Linked DNA regions of Homo sapiens: region 2 is linked to region 1. A link is a loop called in an ENCODE intact Hi-C map of the cell type or tissue named here. Cell type or tissue: heart right ventricle. All regions are shown on one strand. Links, peaks and the distances in the headings refer to the core of each region. The heading gives the core; the rest is flanking DNA. Region 1 overlaps PRDX6 (peroxiredoxin 6). Region 2 overlaps RABGAP1L (RAB GTPase activating protein 1 like).

Region 1 (9,269 bases), core at 505-8,504:
AGGCATGTCTAGTTATATTATGGTTCTGGAGTACTAGTGGTCCCACTACACTGTGGGGCTCCAAGGCTTGACAACAGTTCTTCCCCAGATTATATCCTTTTTATATACAGTATCCAGGGAGACAGGCTTATGAAATTAATCAGTGATTGGACAGGGCTGTGCAGAGAACCAGGGACAGATTCTTACACATCATATGCCTATCCAACCCTTTATAACCTCTTAAGTCCCTTTTCCAGCCACTGAATAGGGAAAAGTTAAGCTTTGTGAAAGATAGGACTAGGCCAGAAAAAGGTTGAGAAATGGAATATTCAAACCTTGAATGCAGAAAAATACTTTAGAAATACAGCTTATGGCCATTCTTATACTTAGGATCTAGGTAGTAATATTTCTCCAGCAATCCTTGGGATTTTTAGAGTTGTGTTCCTTCCCATTTCTACCTGCAGCCCTCATCCCCCATCCCCATGAAACATAAACTATTTCCAGAACTCTTAGCTTGTATAGATTAAATATTAGCATAAAACGTATTTACTGTGCCAACAGTTATAAATGCTGTCACTTTTTAAGCTAACCATACTTTTTTGGGGTTTTGTTAATGTTTATTGGCCTCTAGATCCATCTAGATTTGATCAAAAGTGGTACTTTATCAGGGAGCCATAGTTAGGAACACGGTAGAAATATCTGCATTTATTAACTAATATACAAGTCTGCCTAGGATCAGGTATAGTATTCCCTACCTTACCGGGAAGAGAAGTTTGAGCCTTTTATATGTTTATAACACATGGATTTTTGCCTGATTTTTCCAATTTTCTATTCTGTATATGATCCCAAATCAGACTGTCAATTTTTGATCCAGGTATTTTTGAGAAGAAAAAATTAAAATGTATTTCTCTACCTTACCCCTGATCATTGTAAACAACTAAAGAGGTTGGGTGCTACATTGGGTGAGTTTACCTTATCGCTGTTTCTTTAAGTGGTAGAAGCAGCTTCTTCATAGTACATCTTCACTAAGCAAAATATGTGTTTTCCAGGGGTCTTCTGGGGCTTAGTAAGTGGGAACCATTCTCTTGAAGGAGGAAACCTTTTGTCTTTTGAAAATGGGTAAGAAAATGGGAGCATGTCACTGAATTACTCTTAAGTGCAGCAGTAGGAAGACTTGGAGGGGAAGGAAGGCCAAGGTAAGACATTCTTGGAGTTTATCCTATTTGTAGCCATGAGGTAAACTGGAGTTTCACTTCTGAGGGAGGGAAGGACGTGAACTGGCTTAAAACCAGTTCCTTTTGCATGATTCAGCAAAACAGTCTTTATGGACTCACAGTGGAAAAAGAACTCCTAACTTTTCTAATTTATCCTCCTTTTAACGATAGAGGAGGAAACGCCCTGTTCCATTTCTTCTCAACTTCTGGAGACCTTCTGTTAAGTCTCATCTAACCATTAAATAGATCGTTTTCCATAGAATCTAAGGCCTAGATTTTACTCATAGTGATATTATCTACTTCAAAAGATATACTCTATGTTCTTCCTTTTGCCCTTCATAGTAAAGTGAACATAGTGCACACCTCCACAATCTTAAAAAAAAATACTAACTTTCCTCCCAGTCTTGCCATAGGGCCCTCCATCCTTTTTGTAAGAAGATCTTTTTCCTTCTTGAAACCTTGGGAGTTGAGTGGCAGCCGTAAGTAGGAAGGAGGTGCCCTTGTCTTTGCTTGTTCTCTGTGCTCAGGGAAACTTCAGAAAGGTCAACTTGGCATCTAGGCTAGATTTAGTTATCTACTAGTTTAGGATCCTGCCTAAATCATCTGGTTTAGGATGGTTTAAGTTGATGGGGATGTGGAGAACTGAGTGTTAAATTTTCCTTTTCAGTTGAAAGAGTAGTTTCTGTTGCCAAGAAGAAGGAAATGGTACTTCAGCTTTCTTCGTGACAGCTTGAAATGTGCTCAAAATTATAAAATCTTAGACAATGATGACTTAGATATTAGTATTTACCTAAGAATTTGCTGTTGTAGAAATCTACATTGCAGGCTATCAAAATTCTACCTGCTTGGTCTGAAGAAAGAAGAAAAAGAAACTGCAAATGAAGAGATAGGTAAAACTGTGAAGGTGCTATTGTTTTGTCAGAGTATAAATATTGGGTGTCATGTTTGGCAGGTAAGATCAGTAAAGTGGTTTTACAAAAGATTTTATATCCACTTGCTTCAGAGAAGCCAAGTGTCAACTTTAATTTTTACATATAAATAGAAGATAGAAACCTATTTATTTCAGATTACATAATTTGTTTATTATTGCAGTCAGGCATTTGTTTGGATTCAGGGCATACTGGGACATCCATTATTGGAGCTGAATGTCAGGGTCTATGCTAGAAAAAAATGTAGAAAAGGATAAGAAGAAATAATTAAGTGTTTTCAGTGAACTACTTGGCTTGAATAGCACAGATTGTATTAGCCAAAAAGGAGTCAGGGTGGCACCATAATTATTAAAGGAGGCAACACCTTAACATTAGTCTTTTTAAATATGTGTCATCTTGAATTTCATGTCTTTGATTGAATTGGGCTATAAGCATAGGCTTCTCTGGAGGTAAGTAGATTGAAAAGCACTCCTCAACAGAAAAGCTTAAAAGTAAATATCATCATAAGCATTCATTTAAAAAAGAAAGCCTGTTTTTGATCCAGAAGTTGTGACTTTTCATTCTCTGTGATGTTGGTGATAACTCTTAATTCAATTGTGACCTTGTTTTTCTTCCTTTCAGATGGGGCATTCTCTTCTCCCACCCTCGGGACTTTACCCCAGTGTGCACCACAGAGCTTGGCAGAGCTGCAAAGCTGGCACCAGAATTTGCCAAGAGGAATGTTAAGTTGATTGCCCTTTCAATAGACAGTGTTGAGGACCATCTTGCCTGGAGCAAGGTTAGTATCAATTGGCATGTGCTTTGAGCCTGAGATTATAGGTCAAGTTATAAATTATGGAGTACTTGGTTTTGAGGTTAAGGTACAAGTAAGCCTTAGGTTCAAAGTTCACTAATTATTTGAAAATTTCAGTTGAACCACACAGTGATCACATTGCTAAATCCATTGGTCAGTCAATTCTCAGCCCTCCTCTTGGCCTGCCAGCAGCATTCAACCCAGCTGATCACTGTACCTCCTGAAACTTTTTCCTTTCTTGACTTCCAGGACACCACATTCTAGCTGTTCCTGCTCACTGATTCTTCATCTCCCAACTCCTAATTTATGCTGAAGTTACCCTGAACTTATTTCTTGGACCTCATCTCTTTTCTGTCTGCACTCTTTCCCTTGGTGAGCTCATCCACTCACCTTTAAATACCATCTATGTGCTGTGATTCTCAAATTTTCATCTCTATGCCAGACTCTTCCAGGTTCATATAACCACTGCCTACCTAGCATCTCTCCTGGGATGTCCAGTCATCTCAAACCTAGCATGTCTAACTAGGCCTCATTCTTAGATCCAGAGTTTTACTCATCTAAGCTAATGGCAACTACATTTTTATAGTTGTTCACACCCCAAATCCAGGAGCCATTCTGAATTCTTCATGTTTTTTCACATCATACATCTGATTTATCCTCAAACTTGTCAGCTCTACCTTCAAAATATGTCCTGTATCATAGATAGAAGACTCACTTCCCAGGGATCTGTGTGACTTACCCTCACCTCTTTTGGGTCTCAACTCACAGGACATTTCATCAAAGCCTTTCTTGTCCTCATTATCTAAAATTATAACTCCTTTTCACGTTCACCATCCCCTTCTCCTCAGCACTCTGCATACTACCTATTTAGTTTGTTTGTTTCTTCCTAGTAGAGTATAAACTCAGCAGGAACAGAGACTCCTGTTTAGTGCACTGCTGGAACAATGCTCACTACTCAGTATATCCTAGGCGATCAGTCAATATTTGTTGAATGAATTAACTGAAGGAAATACCTACTTCTAGCAAAAGAATTTACTTGAACAGTAAATTTGGTGGTCTGAATTTACCTTGAAAACATTTTAAGAACTTGACTGCACTGTGCTGTTAAGTAATAATGATAACTACTTTTTGAGGGATGTATACTAGAAACTATGTCAAACGTGCAGTTGAATAAAAGATGTATTGACTTGTGAGTTAGGGGTCTGTGGCTGCATCCTATAGCAGTTAATGCCAGTTAATCCTAAATATCTGAGACTAGAAGAATCATGTGTAGGAGAAAAAAGAAGGGCAGTTATCTGTCTTGAAGTAGAATTTTTTTTCATTCCTTACACTTCTCAGTGAGTGGTAACTGTAGTTTTTGCTATCATTTTTCATTTTCGTTTTTGCAGTTGAACATACTTTTTTCACTCAGAGAGTTGGAGGGACTTGCCCAAGACTGCCCAATGGCAATGAGATTTCAACCTCAAATCAATGTTCTTTTTAATGCAAGATGATAAAGAGTAGGATTTAGCCTAATTTAGGATAGAATAAAGCCAAATAATTTAGGATAGGTTCTTTGGTGTTCATGGGTGTAATCTAATGCCCATGATGCAAGTGGCAGAGTAGAGAATTAGTGCACAGCAATAATTAAAGTGACATATTGCCAAAGGAAGCGGTTATAGCCCATTATATAATACCTTTTAAAGGACAGACGCATACTCAGGTTTATTTTACCTGCTGAGCTTCTGCCTTAGAAGTTTTCAGAATTGTGATTACATTGAATAGGAAAAAAGTCTGAACTATCAGAAGCAGTGCCGCAACTTTGACAAACAACTGATTATATAATAATCTGCCTCTAGCATGAGACTATATTAATTATTATTTAGCTCTGGTGACTTCATAAGCAGCCAGTGACAACAGAAAGTTAAGATAATAAAATGAAGGAATGTTACAATTTGTTATCATCCGGGAGCCTGAGGCAGGAGAATGGCTTGAACCCGAGAGGTGGAGGCTGCAGTGAGCTGAGATCGCGCCACTGCACTCCAGCCTGGGCAACAGAGACTCCACCTCAAAAAAATAAATAAATAAAAAGAATTTGTTGTTATCCACTTCAGAGCTCATTAATGCCACATTTGTCACATCTCCGTTGAGAAATCCACAATGGTTTTGTATCTGCTATGCCATCAAGCCCCTGTTTTACTTTCAAGCCTACACACAATAGACGTTATTCCAATTTTAAATCCTCTTTTCCATTACTTGCTAAACTCTATCCAACTAAGTTCCTCACTCTCCTATCAATAGTTTATGTACAGAGTTGCCCACATGTTTCATTAATATCGTTCCTGGCCGGGCACAGTGGCTCTCGCCTGTAATCCCAACACTCTGGGAGGCTGAGGCAGGTGGATCACAAGGTTAGGAGTTCAAGGCCAGCCTGGCCAAGATGGCGAAACCCCGTTTCTACTAAAAATACAAAAAAAAATTAGCCGGTGTGGTGGCGGGTGCCTGTAATCCCAGCTATTCAGGAGGCTGAGGCAGAGAATTGCTTGAACCTGGGAGGCGGAGGTTGCAGTGAGCCAAGGTTGCGGTGAGCCAAGTTCGCACCAGTGCACTCCAGCCTGGGCGACAGCAAGACTCTGTCTCAAAAAAAAAAAAAAAAAAAAATTAGATATATATATTTATATATATATATATTTATATATATACACACACACACACATACATATATATACATATGCACACGTATATAATATATATACACATATATATATGTGTGTGTGCATATATATATATAGTTCCTGATTCCTAGAATGCCTTTCTTTTCTCTGTGAAAAATCTTACCCATCCTTCAAGGGCCTAGATAGAAGTCCTGTTCTTTTCTTGAAGCCTTTTGTAACTTTTGGAGTCCTACAAATGGGAGTGTTCGTATACTTCAGTATTTACCATCCACCATTTAACATTAGTCTTGCATTTGCTGCTGCTTCATACTGGAATCATCTCTAACCAAATGAGAAGTTCCTTTGAAGGGAGGAGCCGTGTCTTACTCATCTGTATTCCACATGTATTTACCATAATGCTTAGCCCACCTTAAGTGCTATATCAATGCTTAATCAAATAACAAAACTAGATTTTTTTTTTCTCCAAAAGCTTCCAGGGATAGGAAAAGTAGAAATAAATGGATGAATAAAGTTTTACTAGGGAAGGAGGGAAGTGTATCATTTTTCTTTAGTTCAGACTTGAAATGCTTTGTTTTCTCTTTGAATTTCACCCTAGTTTAGGTTTACTTCTGCCTCTTCACCCATTTATTTTTGACTTGTCCTTCAAGTATATATTCAACTCTCCATTCTTGTGTTTGCTTTGTTTTGTGATTTGTTTTTTTTTTTTTTGGTCATTTCTTATTTGTCTTGTAACTTAGCATCTGAGTCAGGGTGCTTTATGAGGTAGGGACCAGATCTATAAGATTTTCTTTACATATGGCATTATTTCTAGATGTGATGGATTTAACAAACCTATTGTTATCTGATGATTTTTACAGTATTTGGGTACCCAGAGGTACCTTGTATTTGGATCTAACTAAATTATTGCAATTTTAAAGGGGTTGCTGCTATTTTCTCATAGCAGTAAAAGCATGCTGAATTTAAGAGAACTGGGCATGAAAACAGCTTTGGTCCATGATTACAACCTAAGTACTGTACTCTGCTGTTATTCCTGGCAATAATTGGAATGAAGAGTGTTCATCTACTCACTTTTTAAAATTAAAATTGCTTAAAGAAAATTACTGTGATTTGGTCCTCTTTCCTGTCTTGCAAGGTGATGGCTGTTAACTGATGAAATTCAGAGCATGTGTTGGGTTTAGATTCCTCTTTCCCCTTTTACTTGTGTTTCAGGATATCAATGCTTACAATTGTGAAGAGCCCACAGAAAAGTTACCTTTTCCCATCATCGATGATAGGAATCGGGAGCTTGCCATCCTGTTGGGCATGCTGGATCCAGCAGAGAAGGATGAAAAGGGCATGCCTGTGACAGCTCGTGTGGTAGGTCATACAAATTCATTTTGTAGTTAGCTTAACTGATCAGGCTGTATGTCCGTGTAAATGCTGGTACCAGCTAGAGGAGATAGGGGAATATCTACGATTATGAAATAACTGTGTATTGGCGACAATATCACTGATTATCTGTAATGCTGATGCAATTTTCAGCTAAATTTTCCAACTGCTTTATTCATAGTTCATGGAAATCTACAAAAAAAAAGTTGTTTATCCTAAAATGTCTTCCAGAATTGAGAAACCTTTTCATAGCTCTCCTGACTGCTCTCCTGACCGCCCTGTCTTTAAAGTGATGGGCCATATCCTTCTTCATAAGGCAGCTCTGTTTTAAATTTTTATTTGTTCTGTCCTCCGCCCACTAGAAAACAAACCCAATCCCTCATCTGAATAAATGCACAACTATTCAAGGAACAATATCAACTCCCATTAGTATTATTTTTATGATAGTCATCCCCAATTGACACAGCCTTTCCCTCGATTAAATTTGCATATCAGTTTTTCTTACTGGGAAAGCCAGAACCAAATAGAATTCCCTTCTACGTTTAGAAAATAACAGGGAGAAGAAAATTATCTGTATTCCAGCCATCCACATTAGCAGTTGGTGTATCCTTCTAGATGCTTTGTTTTTGTCTTGTTTTTATACCCTTGAACATTATTAATGACTGCAGAGCTTTCTAAGTGGCTTTAATAACACTCAAAGAACTCTTCCTATTTATGCCCCTCTGTGCTTTACAGGTGTTTGTTTTTGGTCCTGATAAGAAGCTGAAGCTGTCTATCCTCTACCCAGCTACCACTGGCAGGAACTTTGATGAGATTCTCAGGGTAGTCATCTCTCTCCAGCTGACAGCAGAAAAAAGGGTTGCCACCCCAGTTGATTGGAAGGTAAAGATGTTTTTAAAAAGCAGTTTCTCTACTTGCCTGAAGGGCCAGTCTCTAAATGGCCAACTTCAAGGTCTGTGTTACCTGTTTCTAGCACGCAAGTACACTGGGAGGATTTTTCCTCATGGCTGAGTTCAAGATTTGCTGAAAGGCCCTTTTCAAGGTCTTTATAACACCTTTTATACACAACACAAACTCCCTATATGGCTTTCCAACTTTTAGATAATTTGGAAAAATTATTGGTCAGAATGATTCCTTTTCCTAATAGAAGGTTTAAAAAAAAAAATTTTATCTAACCCTTCCCTGATGGCAAAATATTTATCGCACAATCTTAATTGGCCATTTCCGTTAAGTCATGGCTGTAAAAGTACTGGTGTATTAATGTCATTAAGTATTTAATTTCTCTTAAGCTTCATTCTTTTAAACCTGTGCTAGAATTCTCCAAAATTTGTTCATAAACTTTTCATCTTTAGGACATGGATAACATCACAAGAGTATCTTAACATTGCTACATTTTTAAAATAATGCTAACCTGAATAGCAGGTTTTGTTTTGTTTTTTTCTGACAGACAAATCACTTAAATTCTGTATCCACTAGTTAACTTATTATTACTTATTTATGTACTTATTGAGCCCAGATAGTAGTGAACTGGGGAGATAGCAGTGAATAATAGAAAGTCCTTGCCCTCATAGAACTTCCATTCCAGTGAGTGGAGACAAACAGTAAACAAGTTTATTAAGTGGTGATAACAGGTGCTACAGGGAAGAATCAAGCACAGATGGGGAGAATAACAGCACAGGGGTGGGAGAGTGACTGTCAAGGAATGCCTGTCTATGAAGGGACCTTTGGAGAAAAACACAGAGAAGATGTGACCAAGGCATGTATACTTGTGAGGGACGAGCACTATAGGCAGAAGGAGCAGTTAGTGCAAGAAACTGGGCCTACAAGTGAGCTTGGCATGTTGGAGGAATACAAGGAAAGCTAGCATGCTTGGAGAAGAAGCTGCAGAAGGTGGGGTGAGGGACAAGAGATGAGAGGAGGCAGGATTCCATCACACAGGGCTTGCAGGCCATGATACTCAGAATTAAATGTAAAGTGTGGTGGCCAGCTGTTACTGGGTTTAAAACAGGACTGTTTCTTGTTAAGATGGGGGAACTGCTTTCCTGCCAAAAGTGCCAAAGATCAACTTGGAAAACAAAATCCTCACAGAGGGGAGAGTAAAGAACACTTGATTAGTCTCATTAGCACCTGTAGCTACTTTTCTAAAGTTAATTCCTGAAGGCCTTGAAGCTTCACTATGAGATTGAATTTCACCATTCTCAATGTCTTTCAATAGGATGGGGATAGTGTGATGGTCCTTCCAACCATCCCTGAAGAAGAAGCCAAAAAACTTTTCCCGAAAGGAGTCTTCACCAAAGAGCTCCCATCTGGCAAGAAATACCTCCGCTACACA
Region 2 (9,269 bases), core at 638-8,637, 1.5 Mb after region 1:
TCATTCTATTCTTTCTAGCTAAAAGAAGTCTTCAGGAAACAGCTAGAGAAGGCAGAATATGAAATAAAGAAGACTACAGCTATCATTGCTGAGTATAAACAGGTAATGTACTTCTGTGGCACATAGAGCTAGTTATAGTTTGCTGCTATAAAAGTAATTTTTTTTTTTTTGCTTGAGGCCAGGAGTTTGAGACTAGCCTGAGCAACATAGCAGGACCCCATATCTACAAGGAAAAAAAATTTTTTAGTTAGCCAGGCACAGTGGCATGTGCCGGTAGTCCCAGCTACCCGGGAGGCTGAGGCAGGAGGATCAGTTGTACCCAGGAGTTTGAGGCTGCAGTGAACTATGATTGCACCACTGTACTCCAGCCTGGGCAACAGAGCAAGACCCTGTCTCTAAAAAAATAAAAATAAAAAAGTAATTATTTTGTTGTTGTTTTTCTTTGGGGGAAGAAATATTTTTGTTTTTAAAGTTTCCAGAATAGTTTTCCAGATTTATTAAATTTGGTGACTCACTGTCTCCTTTGAAGCAGACACTGGTTGGACATACTTATAACTTATTACTTATAGCTTATTACTTATAACTGATAACTTGGGAGGTCTAACTGACCAAAACAATCTATTGGTTGTTTACAGTGTTGGGTAGATTTAGAGGAATAGAAAAACCTTTTGATGACTACTGAGATCCTGTTTCTGCCTTAGTCAGAAGCTAATTTCCAGTAGATCACACTTGGAACATTTGCCTCTTTGTGAAGTTTAGTTATTGTATTAAATGGCAGTAGCTAGGGGATCAGTGTGCCCTTTGCTACCATGGTACAGAATGTGGTAGGCACTCTTTTTCCTACATGGCTATGTGGCCTTCCCCTCTGCAGGCCAATGCTAGCAGGAAGCTTTCTATTGTGAACCTTAAAATGCTTTTAACAAAGGGCTCATCTTCTTGAGGATGTTTCTGGCCCCATCACCATAGTGGTCTCAGAAAGCCCTCTTTCCTGGTATCTACTGGTATCTTCCTGTCCTTCCTGTTGGCTGGACATGGCAAGGACTCCTCTCATTGCTGAGACCCTGAGTTATCTGTTCAAATTCCAGGTTTCTAGAATTAATTAAAGTACCATATGCCATCTTTTGATCTAAAGATTTCCCTGGGGTCTTCTACTTCACATAGGACTCTGAAGTCTGATACTTACTTTTTAAAAAAATGTGTTTTTTTGCTTATAAATTAAATTTGTGTTCTTGTGGAAAATTAGAATAGTGCAGAGAAGCACAAAGAAAACAAATCTCCCTCAGTCTTTCTAGCTAATCATTGTAATATATTGAATATGCATTGTTGCTATACAAATGCTTTATAAATAAATTTAAAATATATATAAACAGGATGAATTGTATTGTTTATCCTTTTTTTTTGTAACTAGCTTTAGTTCACTAATACATTATGAACATCTTTCCATAAGGAATCCGCATATTCACGGACGATTGATAAATAAAACTTTAGAGCTATTTTACTCTTCTATGATAATCAACATATGTTTATTTAATGCCTGCTCTCTGTGAGGCTTAATACTTTGACAGACAAAAAGATGAATGAATTCAAGTTTTCTTCTCTAGAAGCTTATCATATAATGTGGAGGTAATACCTACGTAGAAATAAGAGGAAAGGAAACTTATTACATGTGGGAAATGAAACCTTTTGAGCTGTGCTTCAAAGGCGATGTAAGACTTGGATCTGTAGAGATAAAGAAGATAAAGAAGAGGATGGAAATGGTAGAAAAGAGAGAACAGGATGTGCAAAGGCATGGAAGTAGATTAGTGAAGAGAAAAATAATTCATTTGGTAAGAGATTCCGGTACAAAAGAGAAGCAAAGGGACGTTAGGGTCCAGATCAAGGAAAGTCTTCAGGGCTAGGCTTGGGACCTTGGATTTTATTTTGTTTGTGGTAGGATCTTTTTGAGCAGGAAAGTGGCATAATCAAAGACATATTATTGGCACTAATCTGTCCCAGTAAGAAATGTGGAACCAAGGAGACAGACCGCGAATACCAGAGTCCAACTGTAAGAAGAACCAGGTCCCTGAACTAAATAACTAACGAAAATAGAGAAAAGGGAGACACAAAAGACAGTTTTTTTTGTTTTTTTTTTTTGCTAGACGAGAAAACCTTGAAGGTGATCTGAGATGCCGAATGTGGGCATCTAGGAGAAGAGGTGGTAGACATTAACCAATACAAGGAACATTAAAGACTATGTGCTGTGGAATTTCCCATTGCTACAAATGCATGTTTTTCATTGCCAGATTATGCCATGGGTGGCCACCAAATGCAGCACTCTTCAAATAGTAATCCTGGGGACTATTCTTGAATATTATCTGGCAAGCCCTTGAAATAATGCAAAAGGCAACAGACCCATCTGTTTGAAGATAAGGATATAAGACACAATCTAAATGCATTCTATAGTTGGAATTGGCTATTACTGGCTCTATGCATAATGTTTTGGCTTATTTAAAAGGGTTTAAGGTTTGCAGAATCTACCATGGTGATCTCTTCTTTTTAACATCAGTCAATACCGTCCTACTAATGGTTCCTCAGGCTTGGATCTGGAGAAATTGGAATGAAACTCAACAAACTAAACTCAGCAAGCAAGCCCTCATCACCAGAGCTATTTTTGAGTAGACTGGGTGGGATTTTTTAAATGTCTGTTTTGATAATAGAGGTAGACCATATATGTTTTTATCCAAAATTATACTTTAAAATTTCACATCCCCTGTTTTTCCATCTTTTTTTTTTTTTTTTTTTTTTTTTTTTTTTGTGAGGCAAGGTCTTGCTCTGTCACCCAGGCTGGAATGCAGTGGTCTGAACACAGCTCACTGCAGCCTTGACCTCCTGGGCTCAAGCGATCCTCCCACCTTTCATCCACTTTTCTAAAATAAAAGATTCTTATTTCAGACAATGGATTTGAACATCCAATACTTATTTATCTAGATTTTTTCCTTTGAAAGCACCTATTTCTACCATTTCTAATACTTGTTAGCACCTTATTTCAGAATCAATAAGAAGAATATATTTTATTTAATGTACACTTACTATTGGCCAAGTGCTATGCTAACCCCTTTGCATACTTTTTTTTCCACTTGATTGCTATAGCACAGCACTTTTCAATCATGAGGAAACTGAGTCTTAGAAAGATTAATGACTTTGCCCAAGCTCACAAAGCTATAAAGAAATGGAGCTGGCCTGCCTTAAACTCACATTTAACTCCAGCAGCTAAGTTTTTAATTTCTATGCTATGTTGCCAAACCTACTTAATAAGAGTTTTAGTCTGTATTATTTTCTGGTCATTTTAACTTTGTTTTATCCACTCTGCCACCTTTTTTTAATACCTTAAATTCTGGGGTACACATGCAGAACATGCAGTTTTGTTACATAGGTATACACGTGCCGTGGTGGTTTGCTGAACCCATCAACCCGTCACCTACATTAGGTATTTCTCCTAATGTTATGCCTCCCCTAGTCCCCTACCCCTCCACCAGGCCGCGGTGTGTGATGTTCCCCTCCCTATGACCATGTGTTCTCATTGTTCAATTCCCACTTATGAGTGAGAACATCACTCTGCCACTTCTTAAGGAAACTTTTGTGATTGAAAACAGGTTCTTTCTGTGACAGTAGAAAGGAGATATTTCTGTCTAGAATTCTTTTCATCAAGATTTTCTCAGCATACTAACTTGTACAAAGTGAATACTCAGCAAAGATTCTATAGGTTAATTCCAAAAGTGAGGCCAGGAATTCACTTGAACCAGTCACAGAAGGCTAGTGACAGAAAGAAACCAAATCTACTCTCCGTATGTTTCTACTAATTAAGGTAGAGTGTGCTTTACATATGGAACGCTCCAGCTTTCTGCTGCTCATTTCCGAAATGACTGGCATTTGCAGTGCTATTCATTTGTAAAATTCCTTCTAGGATCAGATGTGCTAGCATAACACATGAATTGATAAGTAGTTATGTGTACATGCTGCAAGAGTTGTTCTGTTTTCTAGTAAAAGACTCTTTTCTCATCCTTAGATCTGTTCGCAGTTGAGTACCAGGCTGGAGAAACAGCAAGCAGCCAGCAAGGAGGAGCTGGAAGTGGTAAAGGTAAGGAGTGAAATCGTGCTGTGATAAAATTTATTTCAAAGTCACACAGGCTTGTAAGTACCTGAAAGAACCCCAAACACCACCATTTTGTATTAAAGGATTTATTAATAGGAATTATGGAGACTAGGATACCTCTCTTCTGACCAGGTGTGATTGTCTTCCCTACCAGGTGAAAGGTTATGATGCTCCCATAAATCATATGGACTGTCAGAGGCAGCTAACATGAAAGGAAGTAGGATTTGACATTGTCACAAGAAGCCCCAGAGCTTGAGATGAGAGTGGTATGAACCTGAGAACCCTCAGCAGCCCACATCTGACTGAGCCTGCATTGATGTGGCTTCAGTATGGGACTCAGTAGGATCATCCCATCACTCTCTTTATAAGTAAACACCATGGGCAATATAGAACTTAGCTGGAAAAACATGTGTTGGGTAACTGATTCTTGCACTAAGTTTTTAGAGGTTTATTTTTAAAGAAAACCTGTGGCATTTGTTTACTTGCTGCCCCCTGGTGGTAAAATGCATTATGTTGATGCTCTATTTGAAAAAAACAGATTGCTTATTCCATAGAAACAACAGTAAACCAATGGATTGGTATTCTTAAGAGGCAATATTGTCATAGTCAACTTTTGGGACCAGTGTTACAGAAACCTGACATCATCTTATTTGAATATGTTCAGGTTTCATACTAGTAAATAAATGTGTAGTAAGTAATTTAGCAATCTTGAAAAGTGATTTAACCTTTTTAAGCTTCATTTTGTGTTCTATAAAATGGAGATAACATTACCTGCCTCAAAAAATCATTCTGAATGTTAAATAAGATAATGAATATAAAGTACATAGTGTATATAAAGTGCTTATATTAGTACCTGACATACAAGACCTTGTATTCCAAAAGTATTTTCTTCTTACTCATGTTACAAAATGTCAATGAGAGATTTAGTGAGTATAAGGTTTGGTGTTCTCCCTCTCTGATGTGCTAAAATTTGATGTTTGTATCTTCCCTTTCTGGTCTACTTTTGCACTTCTTTCTAGTTAGCACTTACCACTCTTTGTACATTATAGGCATACTGACCAAGATTCAGTTGATGAAGTTGAATGGCATAAAGGGGTTAACTCTCCTGAAGTGAATTTTTTTTGTATTTCTTCTAACAAAAAAAAAAAAAAAAAAAAAGGGATACATGTGCAGAAGGTGCAGGTTTGTTACATAGGTATACGTGTGCCATGGTGGTTTGCTGTGCCTGTTAACCCATCCTCTAAGTTCCCTCCCCTCAGTCCCCACCCCCAACAACAGGCCCTGGTGAGTGTTGTTCCCCTCTTCTGTGTCCATGTGTTCTCAGTGCTAAACTGAAATCTTTATGGAAATAACAAAATGAGAATTTATATTGATTATTCAGCAAAGGTTTTATTGAGCATATACTATGTGCATAGCTATTAGACTGCCATTTTGTTATAGAAATTACACATGAAAAGGAGCTTAAAATTTTCCTGTAGGACAAGTTATGTATACATGCAAATTAAGAACTTCGGAAGCAGTTCAAGGGAGCTAAGTTGGGCCAGGTGTGGTGGCTCACGCCTGTAATCCCAACACTTTGGGAGGCTGAGGTGGGCAGATCACCTGAGGTCAGGCGTTCAAGACCAGCCTGGCCATCATGGTGAAACCCTGTCTCTGCTAAAAATAACAAAAATTAGCCAGGCATAGTGGCTCACACCTGTAATCTCAGCTACTCTGGAGGCTGAGGCACAAGAATCACTTGAACCCAGGAGGCAGAGGTTGCAGTGAGCCGACATTGTGCCACTGTACTCCAGCCTGAGCAGCAGAGTGAGATTCCATCTCAAAAAAACAAAAAACAAACAAAAAAAGTGCTAAGTTGGATCACAATGACAATCAGCATTGTAGAGAAAACAAAATCATGAGAACTATAGACCAAAAAAGGCTTTATGGAGATTGGACTAAAGCAGGGTGGATAGAAATTAGTTAGAGAGAAGTGTTTAAACAGAACATTATAGAAGAAATGATGTGAGTGAAGACGCAAACACAGGAATGAGTATTTCAGTGTCTCATTACAGAGACTGATGTGATTAGAATATGTATTAAGGAACAGAGGAAAATATTGGCTAAGTAGGTGAGACTACCTAATGAAAGGCCATGACATTCAGGAAGAGGAATGTAAACTTGTCTTAGCCAGAATAAAGAAGAACAACTAGGCTCACGCCTGTCATTCCAACACTTTGGGGAGGCTGAGGTGGGCGGATCACTTGAGTCCAGGAGTTCAACTTGGTGAAACTCCTGGACTGGGAAACTTGGTGAAACCCTGTCTCTACAAAAAATACAAAAATTAGCCGGATGTGGTGGCATGCACCTGTAGTCCCAGCTCCTCAGGAGGCTGAAGTGGGAGGATCGCTTGAGCCCAGGAGGCTGAAGCTGCAGTGAACTGTGAGCATGCCATGGCACTCCAGCCTGGGTGACAGTAAGAGCCTGGTACAAAATTAAAAAAGAAAAAGACAGTAAAGCTTCTTTTTTATTGATGATAAGGTCGCAAACAGGTAATTCATTTGATCAAGGTTACACAGCTAGTAGAACCAGGATTTAAGCCTGGAAGTCAGACTCTAAAGTCAATAACATTAGCTGTTAGACTATACTACCTCCCCTTTCTCTAGTGCTTCCTCCTATCTCATTTGGTATGATAAATAGCTTTTGGTTTTTTCAGTTTCCTGTAATAACCTTCTTTTGTCATGATCACCCCCCAGTTCATCCTTTACACTATAATCAGAATGAGTGTTCCCAAATATAAAGTGATATTTGACTATCACTCTGTGTATCAATGCAGAATTAGATTGGCCACATATAGGGAACCCAAAATAGCATTGGCTTAAACATAAAAGGTGTTGATTATTTTACATAAAAGCAGCCTAGGACTAGAAAGGTATATCTTTGGTGTCATTAGTAACCCAAGCTAATCAGTCATTAGTGACCTACATCGTCATGTGGACTTCTATCCTCAAGGTCACCTAAAAACCAATCCTTCCTTTCTTTTTTTCTTTTTTTTTTGAGACGGGGTCTCGCCCTGTCGCCCAGGCTGGAGTGCAATGGCACAATCTTGGCTCACTGCAACTTCTGCCTCCCAAATTCAAGCTATTCTCCTGCCTCAGCCTCCCAAGTACATGGGATTACAGTCACGCGCCTCCACACCCGGCTAATTTTTGTATTTTTAGTAGAAAAATACAAAATACATGGTTTCACCATGTTGGCCAGGCTGGTCTCGAACTCCTGACCTCATGTTCTACCCACCTCGGCCTCCCAAAGTGCTGGGATTAACGGGCATGAGCCGCCGTGCCCAGCACAAAACCAATCCTTTCAACTAGAGCTCCCACCATCACACCCATACTCTATGGCAGAATTTTAGTCCAAAAGGAGATGCAGGATATAAAGGCCTCATTCTCCTGGGTGAGCTCTTTCTAAGCAGCCTTTTTAGAAGCTCCCCTCTAAACTTCTGCTTACATAGCAGCTTTGAGGGAATTTAGGGAGTGTCACCTTTTATCTAGACACACTGCCAGCTGAAATAAACTCAGGGTCTGTTAGTAAGGAAGAAGGAGAAATGGATATTGGGTGAGAATCAGCAGTATCCACCACATTTTAGCAGGTCTGCCAGACTGCAGCTCTGTCAAACTTATTGCTCTATCTTTGACATGTAGCACGAGGCTCGGTAGAGTAAATGAATACATTTTCTGTAGGATAAAATCAGAATTCAGCAACATGGTATTTAAGGACCTTTATGACCTGGCCACAGGGATCTCTCATCTCGCTCATTGTTGAATCGCTTTCTGCTTAAGCCATTTTAAATTCTTTGAAGTTATCTGAAGGTGCTATGTCTTTGCACATGGTGGTGTTCTCTTTGCTGAAATGTCATCCTCCCTCTTAAGTGATCAATCTATTTCTTCAGGTGGTTCAACCTAATAAAATTACTTAGCCAGCTTGGTAAACTTTTAATCATTTAAGACTCAGATCAAAACTATTTCTTTAACATTTTTAGTCAACAGTAAATACACAACAAATATTTACAATATGCCTATACTGGGCTAATTATTCTCAGAGGTTCTTAAGAGAGTGACAAGTTTTGTTTTTACATGTCTAATTAATATTAATGAAAAGGAATACGAAGAGTGGTTTATGGATGGGATGAGAAGGAAGCCAGTGAGTACTGAGAAGGTGACCCCTAGGGATTTGGCCTGGAATGGCAAGAGCTCAGACATGTCAGAGGAAGAAATTTTTTTTTTTTTGAGACGGAGTCTTGCTCTGTCGCCAGGCTGGAGTGCAGTGGCGCGATCTCGGCACACTGCAAGCTCCGCCTCCCGGGTTCACGCCATTCTTCTGCCTCAGCCGCCTGAGTAGCTGGGACTATAGGTGCCCGCCACCATGCCCAGCTAATTTTTGTATTTTTACTAGAGACGGGGTTTCACCATGTTGGCCAGGATGGTCTCGCTCTCTTGACCTCGTGATCCACCCACCTTAGCCTCCCAAAGTTGTGGTATTACAGGCATGAGCCACTGCACCTGGCCCAAGAGGAAGAAATTAATGGTCAGCTGGACATGGGATGAAAGAGGAGCTAATGAAAAGATGATCCAAAGTCGTCAGGCCCAAATGGTGGAGACATGCCCAGTGGCACAAAAGTGTGGTGGAGAGTTGCTTTTTGTGTGTGTGAAGAGAGGAGGATGGGCACGGTGATGGACACATTGAGCTTGTAGCAGTAGGGCATCAAAGTAGAAATAGCATGTAATATCTTTTATCTCTATTGAATTATTTTTGAAAATAAGTAAACAACAGTACTATTGTCTGGAAAACAGTTGCTGTTGTTTAGTGCTGTGTGCCCGATTGGCAATGCGGGCATGTGGTAGAGTTATTTTATTTTATTTTTATTTTTTGAGATGGAGTCTCATTCTCTCGCCCAGGCTGGAGTGCAGTGGCGCGATCTCGGCTCACTGCAAGCTCCGCCTCCCGGGTTCAAGCGATTCTCCTGCCTCAGCCTCCCGAGTAGCTGGGACTATAGGCGTGTGCCACCATGCCTGGCTAATTTTTTGTATTTTTAGTAGAGACGAGGTTTCACCGTGTTAGCCAGGCTGGTCTCAATCTCCTGACCTTGTGATCTGCCTGC

Evidence for each region. Peaks named below come from ENCODE experiments on the same cell type or tissue, not always from the same donor. Only the 100,000 strongest peaks of a DNase experiment are listed, where the experiment ranks them.
Region 2: it touches region 1 in a loop (17-fold over the local background); 2 of 110 quality-filtered maps call a loop at or near these places.

The regions. Positions count from the first base shown.
Region 1 is chr1:173,478,583-173,487,851 of GRCh38, forward strand. It overlaps PRDX6 (peroxiredoxin 6), which reads left to right. Exons shown (of 5, transcript NM_004905.3): 2 at 2,744-2,900; 3 at 6,779-6,925; 4 at 7,673-7,819; 5 at 9,153-9,269. Among named protein-coding and RNA genes, the nearest start is that of PRDX6, 5.9 kb to the left of the region's middle. In heart right ventricle, for the core only: no CTCF peak of the experiment used is centred there; no DNase peak of the experiment used is centred there; H3K4me3 peaks cover 964 bases; H3K27ac peaks cover 174 bases.
Region 2 is chr1:174,978,789-174,988,057 of GRCh38, forward strand. It overlaps RABGAP1L (RAB GTPase activating protein 1 like), which reads left to right. Exons shown (of 26, transcript NM_001366446.1): 23 at 19-102; 24 at 4,046-4,117. Among named protein-coding and RNA genes, the nearest start is that of CACYBP, 17 kb to the right of the region's middle. In heart right ventricle, for the core only: a CTCF peak has its summit at 4,624 (motif pointing left); no DNase peak of the experiment used is centred there.